Regions from separate parts of the Homo sapiens genome. Here region 1 is linked to region 2. Evidence: read pairs that join two places in POLR2A ChIA-PET (ENCODE). Cell type or tissue: Caco-2. All regions are shown on one strand. Each heading gives the region's core, and the rest is flanking DNA. Links, peaks and the distances in the headings are about the cores only.

Region 1 (10,225 bases), core at 2,671-7,670, 98 kb after region 2:
TTGGCATACTTATTGAAAGTCAGGGCCGGGCGCTGTGGCTCATGCCTGTAATCCCAGCATTTGGGAGGCCGAGGTGGGTGGATCACCTGAGGTCAGGAGTTCGAGATCACCCTGGCCAATATGGTGAAACCCTGTCTCTACTAGAAATACAAAAATTAGCCAGGTGTGGTGGTGCACACCTGTAGTCCCAGCTACTCAGGAGGCTGAGGCAGAGGAATCCCTTGAACCTGGGAGGTGTAGGTTGCAGTGAGCTGAGATCATGCCACTGTACTCCAGCCTGGGCAACAGAGCAAGACTCTGTCTCAAAAAAAAAAAAAAGAAAGTCAGTTGACCGTAATTAAGCATTTATTTATTTATTTCTGGACTTTCAATACTGTTCCATTGTTCTATATATCTATCCTCATGCTAGTACCATTCTGTCTTAATTACTATAGCTTTGTTAGTTTTGAAATCAGGAAGTGTGAGTCCTCCAGCCTTGTTCTTTTTCAGGAGTGTTTTGACTGTTCAGGGTCCCTTGCATTTCCATATTCAAACATACTTTGTTTTACTGCACTCTGCTTTGTTATAATTCACAGATATTACATTTTCTACAAATTGAAGGTTTGTGGAAACCCTGCATAAAGCAAGTCTGTTGGCACCATTTTTTCAACAGCATATGCTCTCTTCATGTCTCTGTGTAAGCATTTATTAGCAATAAAGTATTCTTAAAGTCTATACTTTTTGTAGACAAAATGGTATTATACATTTAATAGACTACAGTATAGTGTAAGCATAACTTTTATATGCACTGGGAAACCAAAAAATTGTGTTACTTGCTTTATTGTGATACTTACTTTATTGGAGTAGTCTGGAACCAAACCCACAGTATCTCTGAGGTATGCCTCTACATTTTAAGGTCAGCTTGTCAATTTCTGCAAACAAAGCCAGCTGGGATTTTGATATTGATCACATTGAATCTGTAGATCAATTTGGGCAATATTGTAATCTTAACAGTATTAAGTATTCAGATCCATGAACATGAGATGTCTTTCCATTTATTTATTATTTCTTTAATTTTTCTCGAGAATGTTTTGTAGTTTTCAGTGTATAATTCTTACACTTTTGTTAAATTTATACCTAAGGGTTTTTTGGGTGCTATGGTATATGACATTGTTTTCTTAATTTTATTTTTGGAATATTAATTACTAGTATATAAAAATACTGGCTGGGCATGGTGGCTCACACGTGTAATCCCAGCACTTTGAGAGGCCCAGGTGGACGGATCACCTGAAGTCAGGAGTTTGAGACCAGCCCGGCCAACATGGTGAAACCCTGTCTCTACAAAAATACAGAAATTAGCCAGGCGTGGTGGCGGGTGTCTATAATCCCAGCTACTTGGGAGGCTGAGGCAAGAGAATCGCTTGAACCCTGGAGGCGGAGGTTGCAGTGAGCCGAGATTGCGCCATTGCACTCCAGCCTGGGCGACAGAGCGAGAATCCGTCTCAAAAAAAAAATTTTATATATTTATATATATTTATATATATATTTTTATATATTTATATATATATTTATATATTTATATATATTTATATATATTTATATATTTATATATATTTATATTTATTTATTTATATATATTTATTTATATATATATTTATATATATTTATATATATATTTATATATATTTATATATATATTTATATATATTTATATATATTTATATGTATATTTTTATATATTTATATATATTTATATATACATATTCATATATATTTTTATATATTTATATACATATTCATATATATTTTTATATATTTATATATACATATTTATATATATACATATTTATATATATACATATTTATATATATACACATATTTATATATACATATATTTATATTTATATATATTTATATTTATATATTTATATATTTATATTTATATATATTTATATTTATATATATTTATATATTTATATATATTTATATTTATATATTTATATATATTTATATATTTATATTTATATATTTACATATATTTATATATTTATATTTATATATTTATATTTATATATTTATATATATTTATATTTATATATAATTGATTTTTGTCTACACAATGATATTTTTATACCTAAAAAAATTAAGTTTCTTAGTATTTTCTAGTACCCAATCCACATTCAGATTTTCTTGGTTTGCTCGTTTTAAGATCTACATATTAGGACTACATGTTACATTTGGTTATTAAGTCTCTTAGACTTATTTTAATCTGAGGCAATTCTTTTTATTTTTTATTTTATTTATTTGTTTATTTGAGACAGAGTCTCACTTTGTCGCCAGACTGGAGTGCAGTGGCGCGGTCTCGGCTCACTGCAAACTCTGCCTCCCAGGTTCAAGTGATTCTCCTGCCTCGGCCTCCCAGGTAGCTGGGACTACTCGAGTAGTGAGCCACCACGCCCAGCCAATTCTTTTTATTTTTAAAAATATTTTTCAGCCGAGCATGGTGGCTCGTACCTGTAATCCCAGCACTTTGGGAGGCTGAGGCAGGTGGATCATGAGGTCAGGAGTTCAAGACCAGCCTGGCCAAGATGGTGAAACCCCCATCTCTACTAAAAATACAAGAATTAGCTGGGTGTGGTGGCGGGCGCCTGTAATCTCAACTACTCGGGAGGCTGAGGCAGGAAAATTGCTTGAACCTGGAAGGCGGAGGTTGCAGTGAGCCAAGATTGTGCCACTGCACTCCAGCTGGGGCAACAAGAGCGAAACTCCATCTCAAAAAGTATATATATACATATTTTTCATAGTTGACTTGTTGAAAAGACTGAATCAGATAGCCTGTAGAAATATCCCACATTGTAGGCGGGAGTGGTGGCATGTGCCTGTAGTTCCAGCTACTTGGGAAGCTGAGGCAGGAGGATTGCTTGAGCCCAGGAGTTCAAGGCTGCAGTGAGCCAAGATTATGCCACTGCATTCCAGTCTGGGTGACCGAGTGAGACACCAACTCAAAAGAAAAAAAAAAAAGAAGAAATATACTACATTCTGGATTTGTTGGTCTCTTTCTTCATGGTGTCAATTAACTTGTATCTCTATCCCCTTTATTTAGCTCTAACTGAAAGCTATCTCTGAAGCACGGGTTCCCAACCTTGGCTACAAACTGAGAAGTTTTAAAAATTAATGATGTCTGAGCCCCACCTCAGAGATTCTGATTTAATTGGTCTAGGGCAGTAGTCCTTAAACTTTAGCAGGCATCAGAATTACCTGAAGGGATTGTTAAACACAGATTGCTGGGTATCACACCCGGAGTCTGATTCAGAAAGGCTGGGGCAGGGCCTGAGAATGTTCATTTCTAGTAGGTTCCAGGTATTGCTTCTGCTGGTTTGGTGAATGCACTTTGAGAACTCTTGGTCTCTCATGAGGTCTGGGCAAGATATTTTTCAAAACTCTGTAGGTAACGTTAATGTGCAGCCTGGCCTGAGAAATGTGGAGCTAATAGTTTCAGCCAACAGATGATCTTTGTCTGGATCCATTATTTCATTAGTGGGGTTACAAAATGACCATGCCTGGCCAAAGAAGAAGTTTTCAAAGGGATTCTTTTAATGATCAAATTTTAAATTTGGAAAAGAGCCCTTAAAATTAAATGTAGGCAAGGTGCGGTGGCTCATGCCTATAATCCCAGCACTTTTGGAGGCTGAGGTGGGCAAATTGCCTGAGCTCAGGAGCTCAAGACCAGCCTGGGCAACATGGTGAAACCCTGTCTCTACTAAAAATACAAAAAAATTAGCTGGGCATGGAGACATGTGTCTATAGTCTCAGCTACTCCGGGGGCTGAGGCACGAGAATCGCTTGAACCTGGGAGACGAAGGTTGCAGTGGGCTGAGATTGCGCCACTTTACTCCAGCCTGGGCGACAAAGTGAGACTCTGTCTCCAGAAAAACTAATTAATTAATTAAATGTGTGTGTCGGTCAGTCCTCTTTGCAGGTATGTACATCTAGAAAAAGATCAGGACAAAATATACCAACATAATAATAATAGTTATCTCTGGATAGTGAAATTGTGGGTGATTATGTTTTTTACATTTTCTTTTTGTTGTTGTTGTTGTTTGAGACAGAGTATTGCTCTGTCACCCGGATTGGAGTGCGGTGGCACGATCTTGGCTCACTGCAACCTCTGCCTCCCAGGTTCAAGTGAATTTCATGCCTCAGCCTCCCAAGTAGCTGGGATTACAGGTGCAGGTCAACCACGCACGGCTAATTTTTATATTTTTAGTAGAGACAGGGTTTTGCCATGTTTATCAGGCTGGTCTCGAACTCCTGACCTCAGGTGATCCACCCACCTCGGCCTCCCGAAGCACTGAGATTACAGGTGTGAGCCACTGGGCCTGGCCTGTTTTTTACATTTTCTAATGAATAAATAGAATCATTGTAACCAGAAGAAAGCCAAATATGTGTTATAAAAAATAGTTTCTGAAATGTCAAAGAGAAAATTTTAGCTCCCCAAAATATTTTTTTTTCTAAGGAGTCTATTTTCATTATTATCTCTCTCTCTCTCTCTTTTTTTTTTTTTTTTTTTTTTTTTTTTTTGAGACAGAGTTTTGCTCTTTGGCCCAGGCCAGAGTGCAGTGGTGTGATCTCGGCTCACTGCAACCTCTGCCCTCTGGGTTCAAGTGATTCTCCTGTCTCAGCCTCCTGAGTAGCTGGGATTATAGGTGCCTACTACCACACACAGCTAATTTTTGTATTTTTAGTAGAGACAGAGTTTCGCCATGTTGGCCAGGCTGTTCTCGAACTCCTGACCTCAGGCAATCCACTGGCTCGGCCTCCCAAAGTGTTAGGATTACAGACATGAGCCACCGTGCCTGGCCTATATCTCTTTTTATATCTTTTGAGTAAACAGTGAGTCAGCCTCTTTCTCACAGTACCCTATACCTCTGTGCTGTTTGCTTTGTGTCCCTTCCATGTTCATTTCCTTTTGGCATTGTTTTGTCCTGAGGCTTTAGAAGAGTAAAGGCAGAGATATAATGGGAGACAGTCATCACCATAGAGAGACACCACCAGTGGGTTCCAGTTTCCTTGTTTGATGTGTTTCCTGGGCACTTGTCAGACAGAGACTGTTAGTAGGAATGGTCTTCATTCTCAGGGGCTGAAATCCACTTAGTCCTGCTTTTTATCCTGGTCAGTTAGAATGGGAAATTTTCCAGCTTGGACAACGAGCCATGGGATTGGAGTAAGGCAGTTTAATTTCTTCTGTTTTTGGCATTTTGGAAGTTAATGACCTTGGTTATCAGCACCAGTGGCCCTCTGAAAGATACTTCAGGTAGCAAATGTTCACTCCAATATAGCCCAGGGGTCACCTCCCTCTTGAGCCTGTTCACATCCTGCCCCTTCCCAGGCAGAAGTGACCTCTCCATATTTCTAAGACAGACCACTGTCAGTACCTATTATACCTAACAGGGCTGCACCATTACCCTTTGTTTCAGGCAGGAGCCAGATGTCATTTGTGTCTGTATCTCAGCTCTTTGTATGATGTTAGGCCCATCGTACTTGCTGAGTAAATGTTTGCTATGTGCCTTGACTCTTACCTGATTACTCACCATGCATGAGACCAGATAGCTGACACTTCATATGTATTCTGTATCTGTTTTCACCTGTTATGTGTGCTCTTACAGGCATCTTATTATAGAAAACTTTATCCCTCTGGAAGAAAAAAGTAAAATTATGAATAGAGCCTTCTTTGATGAAGAGGAAGATCATTGGAAACTACATCCTATAACCAGACTGGAGTAAGTCACTATTAACTTCAAGTATATTTTCAAGTATGAGGGAGGAAAAGAATGTTGATAACAAGAGCCCTCTGGTCAACAAAGGGGTTTGATAAGAACACAGTTTGGCTTATTTAAACTCAAAACCCACTGCATTACTGATTTTCTAGCTGCCATAGATCCACCAGGTAAAAGTTTGATCATGAGTGTGGTTTTAGGAATTGGGAGACTTTGTCACTAGTGAGTGAGCAAGTGACCTTTCCAAAGTTCCTGCATTTCTGTTTCTCCAGCTGTGAAGTGAAGTATGCTAGGTCACGTAAGGGGCAATTCAGAGCTGTTATCTTTGTGTGTCATTCTGACCCACAGTGTTGAGAAGGATTCTCATGCTAAGTCTGGGTGCTGCTGGAAAGATGGGAGACACCTGGCAGGGATGCAGAGGTGGGGGGTGTTGACAGCTATGCTTTGTGAATGCTGTCTAAGAACTGGGTGATGATTAAAAATCTCTTCTGGCTTAAAAGATGCATGATGCTCTGAATCAGAAAGCAACTCAAGCAGAAAACAGAAGCATTTCCCGTCCCACTTACGTCAGCCTGCAGTCCAGGGAGTTACTTGCTTCAGGTTCTGTCAGTGTCTTCCGAGTGCTGGTTCCACAGGACTCCAGCCAGGGCTTTAACACTGCAGTTCATTTCCAGGAACCAGCAGATGATGAAGCGGCCAGTCTCAGCCGTGGGATATAAGAGACCATTGAGCCAGCACGCAAGAATGTCCATGATGATTCGTCCAGAGGCCCGATATAGGGTGAGAAGATCCTTCTTGGGTTTTTCTCCTGTCTCTTTTGGAGTCTAGATTTGTGTAAGCCCTTAGATACTATTCCACTCAGAGTTCATACCTTCTTTCCAGAGGTACTTGAAGACATTTATACCAATAACAATTATAACAAATAATAAATAAATAAGCCGAGCACAGTAGCTCACACTTGTAATCCCAGCAGTTTGAGAGTCCAAGGTGGGCAGATTGGTTGATTCCCAGGAGTTTGAGACCAGCCTGGGCAATGTGGCGAAACCCTAACTCTACTAAAAATACAAAAATTAGCCAGGTGTGGTGGTGTGTGCCTGTAGTCCCAGCTACTTGGGAGGCTGAGGTGGGAGGATTACCTGAGCCCAGGAGGCAGAGGCTGCATTGAGCCAAGATCATGCCACAGCACTCTAGCCTGGGTGACAGAGTGAGACCCTGTCTCAAAAAATAAATAAGTAAATATAATAAAAATAATAACTAATAGGCCGGGCGCAGTGGCTGATGCCTGTAATCCCAGCACTTTGGGAGGCTGAGGTTGGTGGATCACCTGAGGTCAGGAGTTCGAGACCAGCCTGGCCAACGTGGTGAAACCCCATCTCTACTAAAAACACAAAAATTAGCTGGGTATGGTGGCAGGCACCTGTAATCCCAGCTACTTGGGAGGCTGAGGCAGGAGAATGGCGTGAACCCAGCGGGTGGAGCTTGCAGTGAGCCAAGATCGCGCCACTGCATTCCAGCCTGGGCAACAGGGCAAGACTCCGTCTCAAAAACAAAAAACAAAAACTAAAAACACAAAAATTAGCCGGGTATGGTGGCAGGCACCTGTAATCCCAGCTACTCGGGAGGCTGAGGCAGGAGAATCGCTTGAACCCAGGAGGCAGGAGGCGGAGGTTGCAGTGAGCCAAGATCGTGCCACTGCACTCCAGCCTGGGTGGCAGAGCGACACTCTGTCTCAAAAAAAAAAAAAAGTCAGTACTAGAGAAGGAGAGTACAAACATCCTGTCTGTCATGGCCAGTAAATATTAACAATGAACTTCAAAATGGCTCTGTGGGAAGGCTGGAGAGAACACAGATGTGTAGTGACAGGAGATGGACCTGTCGTAAAGAACTTCAGGTACTTTCATCTCACAAAATGTGTGTCAGTCATGTAGTCATTTAAAGGGACATCATTGAGGACTATTTAATGACCCCAAAATAGAAAAATAGAAACTCTGCCATGAGAGCCTCTACTTTTTAATTAAATTAAATTAATTAATTAATTTGTTTTGAGATGGAGTCTCGCTCTGTCGCCCAGGCTGGAGTGCAGTGGCGCGAGCTCTGCTTACTGCAACCCCTGTCTCCTGGGTTCAAGCAATTCTGGTGCTTCAGCCTTCCTAGTAGCTGAGACTACAGGCACATGCCACGACACCCAGCTAGTTTTTGTATTTTTAGTGGAGACAGGGTTTCACCATGTTGGCCAAGTTGGTCTTGAATGCCTGACCTCAGGTGATCCACCCACCTCGGCCTCCCAGAGTGCTGGGATTACAGGCATGTGCCAACACGCTCAGCTAATTTTTGTATATTTAGTAGAGACGGGGTTTCACCATGTTGGCCAGGCTGCTCTCGAACTCCTGACCTCAGGTGATCCACCCGCCTTAGCCTCCCAAAGTGCTGGGATTACAGGCGTGAGCCACCGCACTGGCCTTTTTTTTCTTTTTTTTTTTTTTTTTGAGGCAGGATCTCACTGTGTCACCCAAGCTGGAGTGCTGTAGCACAGTCATAGCTCGCTGTATCCTCAGACTCCTCGGCTCAAGTGATCCTCCTGCCTTGGCCTCCCAAAGCACTGGGATGACCATGCCCAGCTGAGCACTTGCTGTGTGCTGGGCATTGTACCCAGCACTTGACTGCTTTCTCTAATTAAGTTTCCCCATCTTCTCTATGCATTCAGTCCTGTTGCTTAAAGGTCAAGTAGTGGGGCAAGTGGCTGAACTAGGATACACAACGTATTAAGTTATAGAGTAATTTACACCAGAAGTATATATATGATATAAAATTTGATGTAAAATATATTGAAATGTAAACTGTTTTTCTCTGGTTGGTGGAAGCACACTCAATGTTTTTTTTCTTTTTGCTCATCTGTATTTTATAACTATCAATAGGGAACTTGTATTATTTTTATAGTGAAAGATTTTCACTTGAAATATTTTTAGATGTTTCTGAGTCTCTCTTGGCAGCCAGAGCCAAACAGAAGATTACGGTTAGTTAGCTCTTTGGGTGCCATTCTTCCTGGCTTTGAGTTATTTAAAAGAAAGAAAGCAAAAGCAAAAAATTAGGTGGAGTTAGGTGTTGTAAAACGGCATCACTTCTTTCAGGCAGGCTCTTTCTTGATAGGCCCTGAATAACAAGCAATTTGCACTTCTATTCTTGGAGGGGCCCTCGATTGCTTGTACTGCCTGTGTCCAGTTGGAGGCTAACCTAGCTGGTGATGGCTGTGCTTCTGCAGGCAGAAAACATTGTGCTGTTAGAGCTGGACATGCCCAGCCGGACCACCAGAGACTATGAGGGTCCAGCCATTGCCCCCAAGGTCCAGGCTGCATTGGATGCGGCTCTGCAGGATGAAGATGAGATACAGGTGGATGCATCATCATTTGAAAGCACTGCAAATAAGAAATCCAAGGCCAGGTGAGTGGCTTTGATGACGTGTGTTTAAACAGAACATGTTTGAACAAGGACAAACCAAAGCAAGAATGCTTGTTTATCATGGAATACTTTGCAGAACACACTAGAAAATATTGCCATATTACTCCTATGTTTACTTATTTATTCTACAAATATTTATGGTTGAGACACTATGCTGGGTATACCGAATACCAGAATACCTAATGTCCCCAGTCCCTTACTATAAGGTGAATGTGTTCTAGTGAAATAGCAGTCAGTTCTTCTGTTCTCATGAGGTGTCCGGTAGTTCTAAGTGCTTTACAAACATTCTCTTAATGATTTCCTGTAAAAACTTAGAAGGCAAATATTATAATCAGTCCCATTTTATAGACAAGAAAACTGAAACTTAGAGAATTTGAGAAAGTAGCCATCTCTAAGGAAACCCAGCAAGTAAGGGCCAAAGCAAGAATTCAAAAATAGGTCAATCCAGATCCACAACCCAGTCTCTGGGCCTCCATGCTAAGTTTACCTCACCCATGTGGTGCAAAACTAGTAATTCTGTCTTATTACATCCTGGATTAAAAGTTGTAGGAAAACAATTGGGTGGAAAACCAAAATGGAAGAAATTCTACCTGCAAACTTAATATTTTTTTATCAATCAGGGAAGGACAGTACAGTCAAGCTTTGGTTTTAAAGAAGAACAATTGCTAAGCATCAGAGTCTCCTTCTCTCAGGTTCCACACCTCTGTTCTGAGGCCATTTTCACCATCCCCAAAGGTTCAGGCTGTGCCAGTGTAGTGGTTTTACAGTTGAACTTGTCGTTTTCAGGCCATTGAAGAATGGCCTGAAATGAAATGTTAATGACATCTGATGTGTCAGGGACAGAGATGGGGACATGTAATATAAACATGTGTTTGACTTTTGCAGGCCTAAAAGTGGAAGGAAGTCGGGATCCTCCTCCTCTTCCTCAGGAACCCCTGCATCTCAGCTTTATCCACAGTCTCGGGGGCTGGTTCCAAAGTAAAGCCAGCTTCTCCTCTCCCAGGGCGGAAAC
Region 2 (10,225 bases), core at 2,776-7,775:
GAGGTTCACTGGGCCCAGCAGCAGGAAAGCCAGCTGACTTCAGCTGGATAGCAAGAGGCAAAGGGCCTGACCAAGGGTGAGCAGTCACCGGGAGGTGGTGCTGGTCAAGATTTTCTTTCCAGCCAAGATCCCTGTTCCCCCCTCATTCTTTCCAGACAGCGCTGTCTTACCTCACCAAAAGTAAGTGAGCAGATCAGCCTTAGCCTCTTGCTGCTTGTTGGGTCTGAGCTGATGTTGTCCCACTGGGACAGCTCTTTGCTGGTCCAGATCCAGGTAGAGGGGACACACATTCCAAGTCTGGAATTCACCGAAGGTTGGCTGCAGGTGCTTTCCAAGAGGTCGGGGGGTGGCAGGGGGCCGCAGATCCTGGTTTTATCCTGATATTCCAGCCCCACTGGGAGATCTACTCTGGCTTTCCTTTGAAAATCCTTTTGAGGTAGCATCTGAAAGATTAGCTGAAGACCTGGCCTATAGTAGCTACTCAGGTAATATGAATTCCTTCCTTCTCTAACCCCTGACAGCCTGATCGGGTCTTTCTGGTGAGGTCCCCAAATCTTTCTCATTTATTCTAAAAATATTTATCATGCCTACCATGTGATAAGGTCCATGCTGGGGCTGGGAATCAGAAGATTAAGCCACAGACTCAGCTCATTGTCAAGGGTGGGGGAGATGGGAGTAAGGGGTAGTAGTTAAGAACATAGGATCTGGAGCACACTGCCTGGATTTAAATCCTGGCTCCACCAATTCCTAGCTGTGCAACCTTGGGCACGTTACTTAACCTCTGTGCCTCAGTTTCCTCACCTGTAAAATGAGAATGACAGTAATACTTCCCTTACAGAGCTCTTGTGAAAATCAAATGACTTAATATACACAAACAATTGGAGCATTGCCTATCACATAATGAGGCCCAATAAACAATGCACAATTATGTACATATAAACAAAACTGGAGTCTAGGCCAGGCGCGGTGGCTCACGCCTGTAATCCCAACACTTTGGGAGGCTGAGGCGGGCGGATCTTCTGAGGTCAGGAGTTTGAGACCAGCCTGGGCAACATGGCGAAAACCCGTCTCTACTAAAAATACAAAAATTAGCCGGGCATGGTGGCACGTGCCTGTAATCCCAGCTACGCAGGAGGCTGAGGTAAGAGAATCACTTGAACCTGGGAGGCGGAGGTTGCAGTGAACCAAGATCACGCCGCTGCACTCCAGCCTGGGTGACAGAGCAAGACTCCATCTCAAAAAAAAAAGGAAAGAAAACTAGAGTCTAGCAAGATAAGTGTCGCACAGCTGGACCATCAAGGAACACTTTCTTGTCACTGGTCCGAGGCCTGTGTAAGTGACACAGGCCTTGGATAGCGTATGTGGGAGCAATGGCAAACAGGCTGCTTGGGTCCCCAGCCTCACCAGCTGACAGTTCCATGGGCAGGGAAAGTGGCTGCAGGGCATATCATTGTGCAGAAGGCAGCAAGAGAAGTGGGACAGGGAACACTCCCTAAGGAGGTGAGGCTTGGGAATTGCGACTGACCTTGGAGGTGTGGAAGGTGTTTGCTGAGCAAGCAGTCTCTGTTGGGTGTGGAGAATGAGTGGCATGTCTGTCACAGCACTGTTGTGTGAGGGAAAGATTGGAACGACCTCACTGTCTAGCAAGAGGGAAATAGGTAGGTAAATTGCAGTTTATTTGTACAAAATGGAAAACTTTTAGAGAAGCTAATACAACCACATGATCCACATGATCAACATGGCCAAGTCTCTGAAACATAAAGTTGAATTTTTAGAAAGTTGATTAGATTTATATGTAACCTTTAACTAGGTTACATGCAATGTGATGATGATAAGAGCTAGAATTCTTTGAGAGCTTTCTGTGTGCCAAGGTACTGTTCTAAATGCTTTGCTTTGATAATACATTAATCCTCTCAGTAGCCCTATAAATGGATATATTAATTAGCTTGGCTGTACTATTCATTTAACTACATACATGTAGATCAAAATATCATATTGTATATCGTAAATATATACAACCTTTTTTTATTTTTTATTTTTATTATTATTTTTTGAGACGGAGTCTTGCTCTGTTGCCCAGGCTGGAGTGCAGTGGCACGATCTCAGCTCACTGCAAGCTCTGTCTCACAGGTTCGCCATTCTCCTGCCTCAGCCTCCCAAGTAGCTGGGATTACAGGTGCCCACCACGACGTGTGGCTAATTTTTTGTATTTTTAGTAGAGACGGGGTTTCGCCGTGTTAGCCAGGATGGTCTCGATCTCCCGACCTCGTGATCCACCTACCTTGGCTTCCCAAAGTTCTAGGATTACAGGCGTGAGCCACCGCGCCCGGTCAACTTTTTTAAATTTTTTTTGAGACAAGGTCTCACCCTCCCACCCTGGCTGGAGTGCAGTGGCACGATCATGGCTGACTGCAGCCTCAACCTTCCAGGCTCAAGCGATTTTCCCATGTAGCCTCCTAGGTAGCTGAGACCACAGGCACACACCACAACACTTGGCTAATTTTTTGATATTTTTGGATAGATGGGGTGTTGCCATGTTGCCCCAGGCTGGTCTTGAACTCCTGGGCTCAAGTGATCTGCCCACCTCAGCCTCCCAAAGTGCTGGGATTACAGAAGTGGCCACCACACCCAACCACAATTGAAAAAAAACAAAAACAACAACAAAAAAACAGCTTTATGATGTGGGAACTGTTATCTCTATTATGTGGATGAGGAGCTAAGGCACAGAGTGGTAAAGTCACCTGCCCAAGTTAGCTAGTGGCATAGTCAACATTGGAACAAAGCATTCTGGCTTAACCTACAATCTTCATCATTCCACTCCATAGAAAGCACGCAGAAGAACACTCCCCTCCTTTTTGATGTCTATAGTAAAAGTGCAATCATACATTAAAACACATTACCCTCTGGGAAGGATGATGGCAGGATGAGCTTGTATTTAGGTGTGTGTTTTTTGTTTTGTTTGTTTTGTTTTGTTTTTAAACCTGAAACAAAGCAAAGTTAGTTTCTGCTGATTTGGGTCATGGGTATATAAATTATTAAATTATTTTCTGTATTTGCCTGGATGGTTTGAAATATTTCATAGTTTTTATTTGAAATTTTCATTGAGGTCATTGTACATTTACATGCAGTTGTAAGAAATAAGACAGCAACCTCCCATGTACCCTTTACCCAATTTCCCCCAATGGTAACATTTTGCAAAACTATAGTACAGTATCACAACCAGGATATTGACATTGATACAATTTACCCATCTTACTCAGTTTTCTTGTACTTACTTCTGAGTGTGTGAGTGCATGCCTGTGTGTGTGTGTGTGTGTGTGTGTGTATTTCTGTGCAGTTTTATCGTGTGTGGGTTTATGTATCCACTACTATAGTTAATACACTGAACAGTTCCATTATCACAAGGATCCTTGTGTTGCCAGTTTATAACCACACCCACCTCCCTAAACATATACACCCCATTCCTAACCTCTGCCAACTACTAATCTCTTCTCCATGCTATTGTTTTAAAATGTTTATATAAATGGAACCATACAATACATAACCTTTGAGATTGCCCACCCTCCCTGACCCAAGGATAATTCCCTTGACATCATCCAAATTGTTGCCTGTATTGATACTGTGTTCCTTTTTTTGGTGGGGTTCATATTCCATGATACAGAGGTACAGCAGTTTGTTTAACTGTTTACTTGTGAGTGACGTCTGGGTTGTTTCCAGTTGGGGGCTATTTTATGAATAAAGCTGCAAGGGACATTGGTGTATAGGCTTGTGTGAACATAAGTTTTCATTTTTCTTGAATAAATGCCTAAGAGTACAATTGCTGGGTCATGTAACTGCATGCCTAACTGCCAAACTGTTTTCCAGAATGGCTGTTCCCATTTCATACTTTTAAGGAAAGGATTTTGGCTGGCAGAAGGCACTTCCCCCCTCCAGCTGGAGGGAAGAAGTATACAGAGATCTAGAACTTGAAAGTGCATTGTGAACATGGAACAGCAAGGGGTTTCGTGCTGCTGAGAGGTAGTCTGGGTTTAGCTGAAGAGGGAACACAGGTTTGCTCCTCATTTGTTCAGTCAAGAAGTATTGACCGGGCGCGGTGGCCCACACCTGTAATCCCAACACTGGGAGGCCTAAGTAGGCAGATCACTTGAGTCCAGGAGTTCGAGACCAGCCTGGGCAACATGGCGAAACCCCGTCTCTACAAAAAAAATGTAAAAAATTAGCTGGGCCTGGTGGCACTTATCTGTAGTCCCAGCTACTCAGGAGGCTGAGATGGGAAGGTCTTGCCTTGAGCCTGGAGGCGGAGATTGCAGTGAGCCGAGATCACGCCACTGCCCTCCAGCCTGGGTGACACCTGGGTGACAGCAAGATCCTATCTCAAAAAAGAAAAAGAAAAGAAAAATATTTACCAAGCTCTTGGGTGTGCCAGACACTATTCTGCGCATACTGGAGCACTGCCTTCCCACAGCAAGGACAGAGGTGAAATAATTATGAGATGGACTGTGTATGAGGGGGAAGCAGGGGCTTGGGAGGGCATGATAGGGGCACCTGCAGACCCCTGCTCCCTTCCATAGCGCAGGGACTATGCCTGTCTTGTTTTCCTCCAGGTCCCAATACATAGTAGGCAATCAATAAATGTTTTTTAAATGTTGAATGAATGATTCAAATCCAGTATACATAGTCCCTGTGAGTGTGACCTGGCCGTTGCTTCTGTAAGCAGCTGCATGTCCCAGTCCTGCCATGTAGGTAAAAGGGCAAAGGCTTGGTCCAGACACCCCACCCTGGAATGAATTACTGCACCGCAGATTGGAAGCCAGTGTGACATATAAAAGGTTGGAATGCTCTCCTGTAAAGTTTTAATTGTTCGACAAGCAAAGAGGGTTGTAAATTCCATGTGGCGGGACAGTATTGCATATTGTGCCTGTTGCCGCCGCCACCAAGGTTCCTTATCAGCCCGTTGGTATTTCACAACCTCTCGTGTTTCTTGCGTGTTGCAGGGGCCCCTCCGCAGGGTCTCTGGGGCATGGTGCAACACCATCCTTTTTCCCGTGGGGGTGGCAGCCAGGCTCTCTGTGCGTCCTCTGACTTCCCTCATTCCATCTCCTGTCTAGATTTTCTCCAAAGGAACATCCGGTGCTTGCCCTGCCAGGAGCCCCAGCCCAGTTCCCCGTCCTAGAGGAACACAGGCCACTACAGAAGTACATGGTATGGTCAGACGAAATGGTGAAGACGGGAGAGGCCCAGATTCATGCCCACCTTGTCCGGCCCTATGTGGGCATTCATCTGCGCATTGGCTCTGACTGGGTAACTTCCCCCTTCCTCTCTCACTGGCTAACTTGGATGTGTCCCTGAGCATGGCCCTGGCCTGTAGGGATCGGCCCCGCGTCCCAGCCAGAGCAGAGATCTCTCACTTGTTCTGGTTCGTGGGATTGTGTCCCATCATCCCACTGCAGCACATATCAAAATGTAACTCCAGAGTGCCTGCCAGCCAGGTCTCACTTTAGCAGCAGCTGTTTTTATCCTCATTTTACAGATGGATAAACTGAGAGATCAAGCCAGACCCCAGGTCAGGCAGCAAGCCATAAAGAGGCCACAGTCCAGGAGTCCCCTGTCCTAGCTCAGTGTCTGGCTGGTAGACTCCGTGTTGAAAAACTGACTGTGGAGATGAGGCATGGCTCCCAAGAAATGAAGATGTCATCCTAACAGAATTTGGAGGCTGTTTAAATGTGCAGAATCCTTGTATTCCAATGAGGTTTTCACCTCTGTGTGAAAATAACAGAATCAATATAGATGGTCACCTTGATTTACCTAAGAAGATATATAGATATGTTAGAAATGCTCATTGCAGAAAACTTGAAAAATACTAAAATTAAAATTCACTCATAGCCAATTGATGAGGTAATCTTACATTTACCCACTAAACTCTCCTCTTTCCCCCAGCCCCCACAAAGAAAGGGAGCCAGAGCCAGGATGTCTTATGAGTGGCTCCAACCAGACATTCAAGGAATAGTAATTCCCATCTATACTTTCCTACAACATCAAGAGATATAAGATTCTATTTTTTATAAAGCTAGCATAACACTAATACCAAACTCAGATAAGGTCAGCTCAGAAAATTATAGCCTGTTCTTGCTTATGAACACAAATGCATAGGCCCTAAGTGAAATATTAACAGGTCAAAGCCAATAACATATTAGCACACAACACAAAACACGTAAAAATCTATCGCAAGAATGTAATCAAATTTACTATATTAACACCCAAAGAAGAAAAATCATATGATCATCTCAATAGAGGCCAAGAAAGCATTTGATAAAAGTCACCACCTGTTCATGATAAAAACTCATAACTAACCAGGAATAGAATGGACCCACCTTAACTTGATAAAGGCTATCTCTCGAAACCACAGCAGATAGCATACCTCCTGGGGAGCTATTGGAAGTGTTCCCACTGTAGTTGGGAATCATATAAGGCTGCCCGTTAGTACTGCCACTGTTCAGAATTCAGTGAATGTCCCAGATAATGCAGTAAGACCAAGAAAAGTAATTTTTGTTTCAAAATGCCAGGCTTTCTGTGCTGTGCCCACCGCCCAGAAAGAACCACTGTTAACTCCTCCTCCTTCAATGCTTTTTTTTTTGAGACAGAGTCTCACTCCATTGCCGAGGCTGGAGTGCAGTGGCAAGCAAAATCACAGTTCACCGCATCCTCCACCTTCTGGGCTCAGGTGGTGGTCCTCCCACCTCAGCCTCCTGGGTAGCTGAGACCACAGGCGCACATCACCACACCTGGCTAATTTTTGTATTTTTTGTAGAGATGGGGTTTTGCCACGTTGCCCAGACTGGTCTCCAATTCCTGAGCTCAAGCTATCAGCCTGCCTCGGCCTCCCAAGATGCTGGGATTACAGGTGCGAGGCACTGCGCCTGGTCCTCAGTGTTTTCTTTAAAAATGTAGTTAGGCTGGGCGTGGTGGCTCATGCCTGTAATCCCAGCACTCAGGGAGGCCGAGGCAGGCGGATCACGAGGTCAGGAGATCAAGACCATCCTGGCTAACGTGGTGAAACCCCGTCTCTACTAAAAATACAAAAAATTAGCTGGGCGTGGTGGTGGGCACCTGTAGTCCCAGCTACTTGGGAGGCTGAGGCAGGAGAATGGCGTGAACCCAGGAGGTGGAGCTTGCAGCGAGCAGAGATCACACCACTGCACTCCAGCCTGGGCGACAGAGCAAGACTCCCTCTCAAAAAAAAAAAAAAAAAATGTAGTTAGGCCAGGCACGGCTGCTCATGCCTGTAATCTCAGCACTTTGGGAGGCCAAGGTGGGTGGGTCACCTGAGGTCAGGAGTTCAAGACCAGCCTGGCCAACATGGCAAAACTCCATCTCTACTAAAAATACAAAAAGTAGCCGGGCATGGTGGCGGGTGCCTGTAGTTCCAGCTACTCGGGAGGCTGAGGCAGGAGAATTGCTTGAACCCCAGAGGCGGAGGTTGCAGTGAGTGGAGATCACACCACTGCACTCCAGCCTGGGTGACAGAGTGAGACTCCGTCTCAAAAAAAAAAAAAAAATGTAGTTAGGTTCTTCCTGTATAGCCTGTCTTTTTCCACTTACCAGGTCTTGCTTCTGGGGTTCCAGGGCAGTTGCCAGTATTTAACCCTGTTCCCCGCTCTCCGTAGAAGAACGCCTGTGCCATGCTGAAGGACGGGACTGCAGGCTCGCACTTCATGGCCTCTCCGCAGTGTGTGGGCTACAGCCGCAGCACAGCGGCCCCCCTCACGATGACTATGTGCCTGCCTGACCTGAAGGAGATCCAGAGGGCTGTGAAGCTCTGGGTGAGGTCGCTGGATGCCCAGTCGGTCTACGTTGCTACTGATTCCGAGAGTTATGTGCCTGAGCTCCAACAGCTCTTCAAAGGGAAGGTATGTGTGGGCCAAGTGGGAGTGCAGTAGGAAGGGAATGAAAGGAGGAGCCAGGATGGTCCCACTGCCCACTGCATGCTTCACGGGCTCCCCTACAAGCCTTTTGCCTGGACCTACCATTCCTCTTCAGTTCCTACCCTCCTTCAAACCCCAGCTCAGAGGCCTCCTCCGTAGTCTTTCCAGGTTTTCATCCACTCCTGGAGCTCACGTATCCCTGCTGGGACCTTCGTGGCCCTATATCATTTCTTCTCTCGGGCACTTTCTGGACTGTATGAGACTGGTGTAGAAATATGTCTTATTTCCTCCCAGGAGCTGTGGGCTCCTTGAAGGCAGGGTCCAAGGCTGACTCACTGTTAACATTCCTTGATGTCTAGCCTGGTGCTTCGACCTCTTTGGGACTGAAACCCTGCCTTACCATCACCAGTGTCTAGTACAGTGCCTGACACTTAGTAGGCAGTCAGTTTGTTGAATGAGGATGTAGAGAGTGGGCTCTGGGGAGAGATCCAGTATAGTGGAGGAGTTAATAGCAGAGACTCTGGAGTCAGAGAACTTGAATTTACCCACTCTGCAGCCTTGAAAAAGTTATTTGACCTCTCTGTGCTTCTGTTTCCTCATCTATAAAATGGGACTGAATAGTACCTATCTCATAGGGCAGTTGTGAAGGTCAGATGTAAAGAAATTGAAACAGTTCCTGCTACAAAATAAGTGCTCAATAAAGTTAGCTATCATCAGTAGTAGAAATTGGTGGCTGATGAATGAAGGAAAGGATCTTTGTGCTTAGCAAACTGTTGAAGAAGCCGTGAATAGTGAGTATTCAGTACATGAGTAAATACTAGAATGTTCTTGGTCAGTGCTTACTATATCAGTGAAGAGTAATACTCAGGCAATGAGTGAGTACGTATTGATAAAATGACTGAATTAGTATTAAGCATTCCATAGGACTTTGTAGGATGAGTGAAAACCGTAAATGCTGTGCAGGCCTTAAGAGGCAGACACTGGGTACCGCTGGCTTTATATCAAGGGCCTCCCCTTCTCTTTCACCCCAGACACAGGAAGCTCCAGTGCAGAGAGGAAGTGCTAAGTCAGCACATTCTAATCTCCTCCCCACCTACTGAACAGAAAATCAGAGCTGGGGCTGGGCACAGTGGCTCATGCCTGTAATCCCAGGCCAAGGCAGGAGAATTGCTTGAGGCCAGAAGTTCGAGACCAGCCTGGCCTAACATAGCGAGACCCCCATCTCTATTTAAAAAAAAGAAAGAAAGAAAGAAAGAAAAGCAGAAGAAAAATATAATTAAGAGAAAATCAGAGCTGAGAGATCTCAGGGGTTGTCTAACCCAACCCCTCTATTTTATAGCTGAGGAAACCAAAATTCCAAGAAAGGATAGAGTTTACCCAAGCAGTCCCAGAGCTAATTATAATGGGCATGACACAGAGTGGGTAAGTTTCAGAATGTGAGTGGAATTGTTTGGGGGATTTTGGCCATGATTAAACTGGTATTATTTCTTTGCTACAATCCAGATAGCAAGATGATGATTTTTGTTACATCAGAAATCTCTGTGGAACAGCAAAGCACTTTCAGCCCCAACTCTGCCCACATTCCCCCCACCTACCTACAACCCCCAACTACCTCTATACTAAGCTGAAGCATTTGGAGAGTCCCAGGGAGTTTTTTTGTGAGTTTTTGGAGTCAGTGTATCTGTTACACCTTGAACCTCTTGCCATTTTCTATTTCCTGTCCCTATGCCAGTCTTCTCATCCCTCCCCACCCCTCAACTCCCTTCTCCATGGGTTCAGAGGCCACCTTTATCCTGAACTAAGCCTTCCTCCTCCATTAAGCTGGTCCAGTGCTGAGTAAGGGTACCAGTAAATAAGATGTGGTCCCGCTCTCCAGGGCTCACATTCTAGACCCAGGAAAAGAGACTGCAGAGAGCTATAACGTGGGCCACAAGGTGGATTCAGGAGCTTGCTAGAGAGATGGGCAGGTCCATTCATTCACCTGTCCACTCACCAGATTTTTACTGGGGCAGGCTCTGTGCTGGGCCTGGCCAGCAGTGGAGAGCAAACCAACACAGCTCTAGCCCCAGTCAGGGGCAGGAGATGATGCTAATCAGAGAATCACTAAGGAGTGGAAACTATAAGCAGAGATGTGTGCTCCAAAGTAGAGCAGCAGGGTTCTGTGAGAGTGAAGAGCAGAGGATGCTGGCCTAGGCTAGAGGGCCAGGGAGCGCTTCCCCAAGGAGGCACCACTGAAGCCGAGATGCGAAGGAGAACTAGGAGCTAACCAGGTAAAGGGAGGTACACCCCAAACAGCACAGCAC

The links. ChIA-PET counts read pairs that join two places held together with the same protein. Peaks named below come from ENCODE experiments on the same cell type or tissue, not always from the same donor. Only the 100,000 strongest peaks of a DNase experiment are listed, where the experiment ranks them.
Region 1: POLR2A ChIA-PET joins it to region 2 with 5 read pairs; 4 of 35 experiments call an interaction of 5 or more read pairs at or near these places.

The regions. Positions count from the first base shown.
Region 1 is chr20:32,321,125-32,331,349 of GRCh38, forward strand. It overlaps KIF3B (kinesin family member 3B), which reads left to right. Exons shown (of 9, transcript NM_004798.4): 6 at 5,647-5,760; 7 at 6,432-6,537; 8 at 9,017-9,195; 9 at 10,099-10,225. The coding sequence ends at 10,195. Among named protein-coding and RNA genes, the nearest start is that of ASXL1, 32 kb to the right of the region's middle. RefSeq lists an enhancer at 5,204-6,403. In Caco-2, for the core only: no CTCF peak of the experiment used is centred there; DNase peaks (open chromatin) are centred at 4,817, 5,477 and 6,107.
Region 2 is chr20:32,223,155-32,233,379 of GRCh38, forward strand. POFUT1 (protein O-fucosyltransferase 1) reads left to right here. Exons shown (of 7, transcript NM_015352.2): 5 at 5,109-5,301; 6 at 7,665-7,907. LOC124904884 (a long non-coding RNA gene) reads right to left here and starts at 7,887. Exons shown (of 2, transcript XR_007067560.1): 1 at 7,600-7,887; 2 at 1,215-5,805. In Caco-2, for the core only: no CTCF peak of the experiment used is centred there; DNase peaks (open chromatin) are centred at 4,307 and 4,897.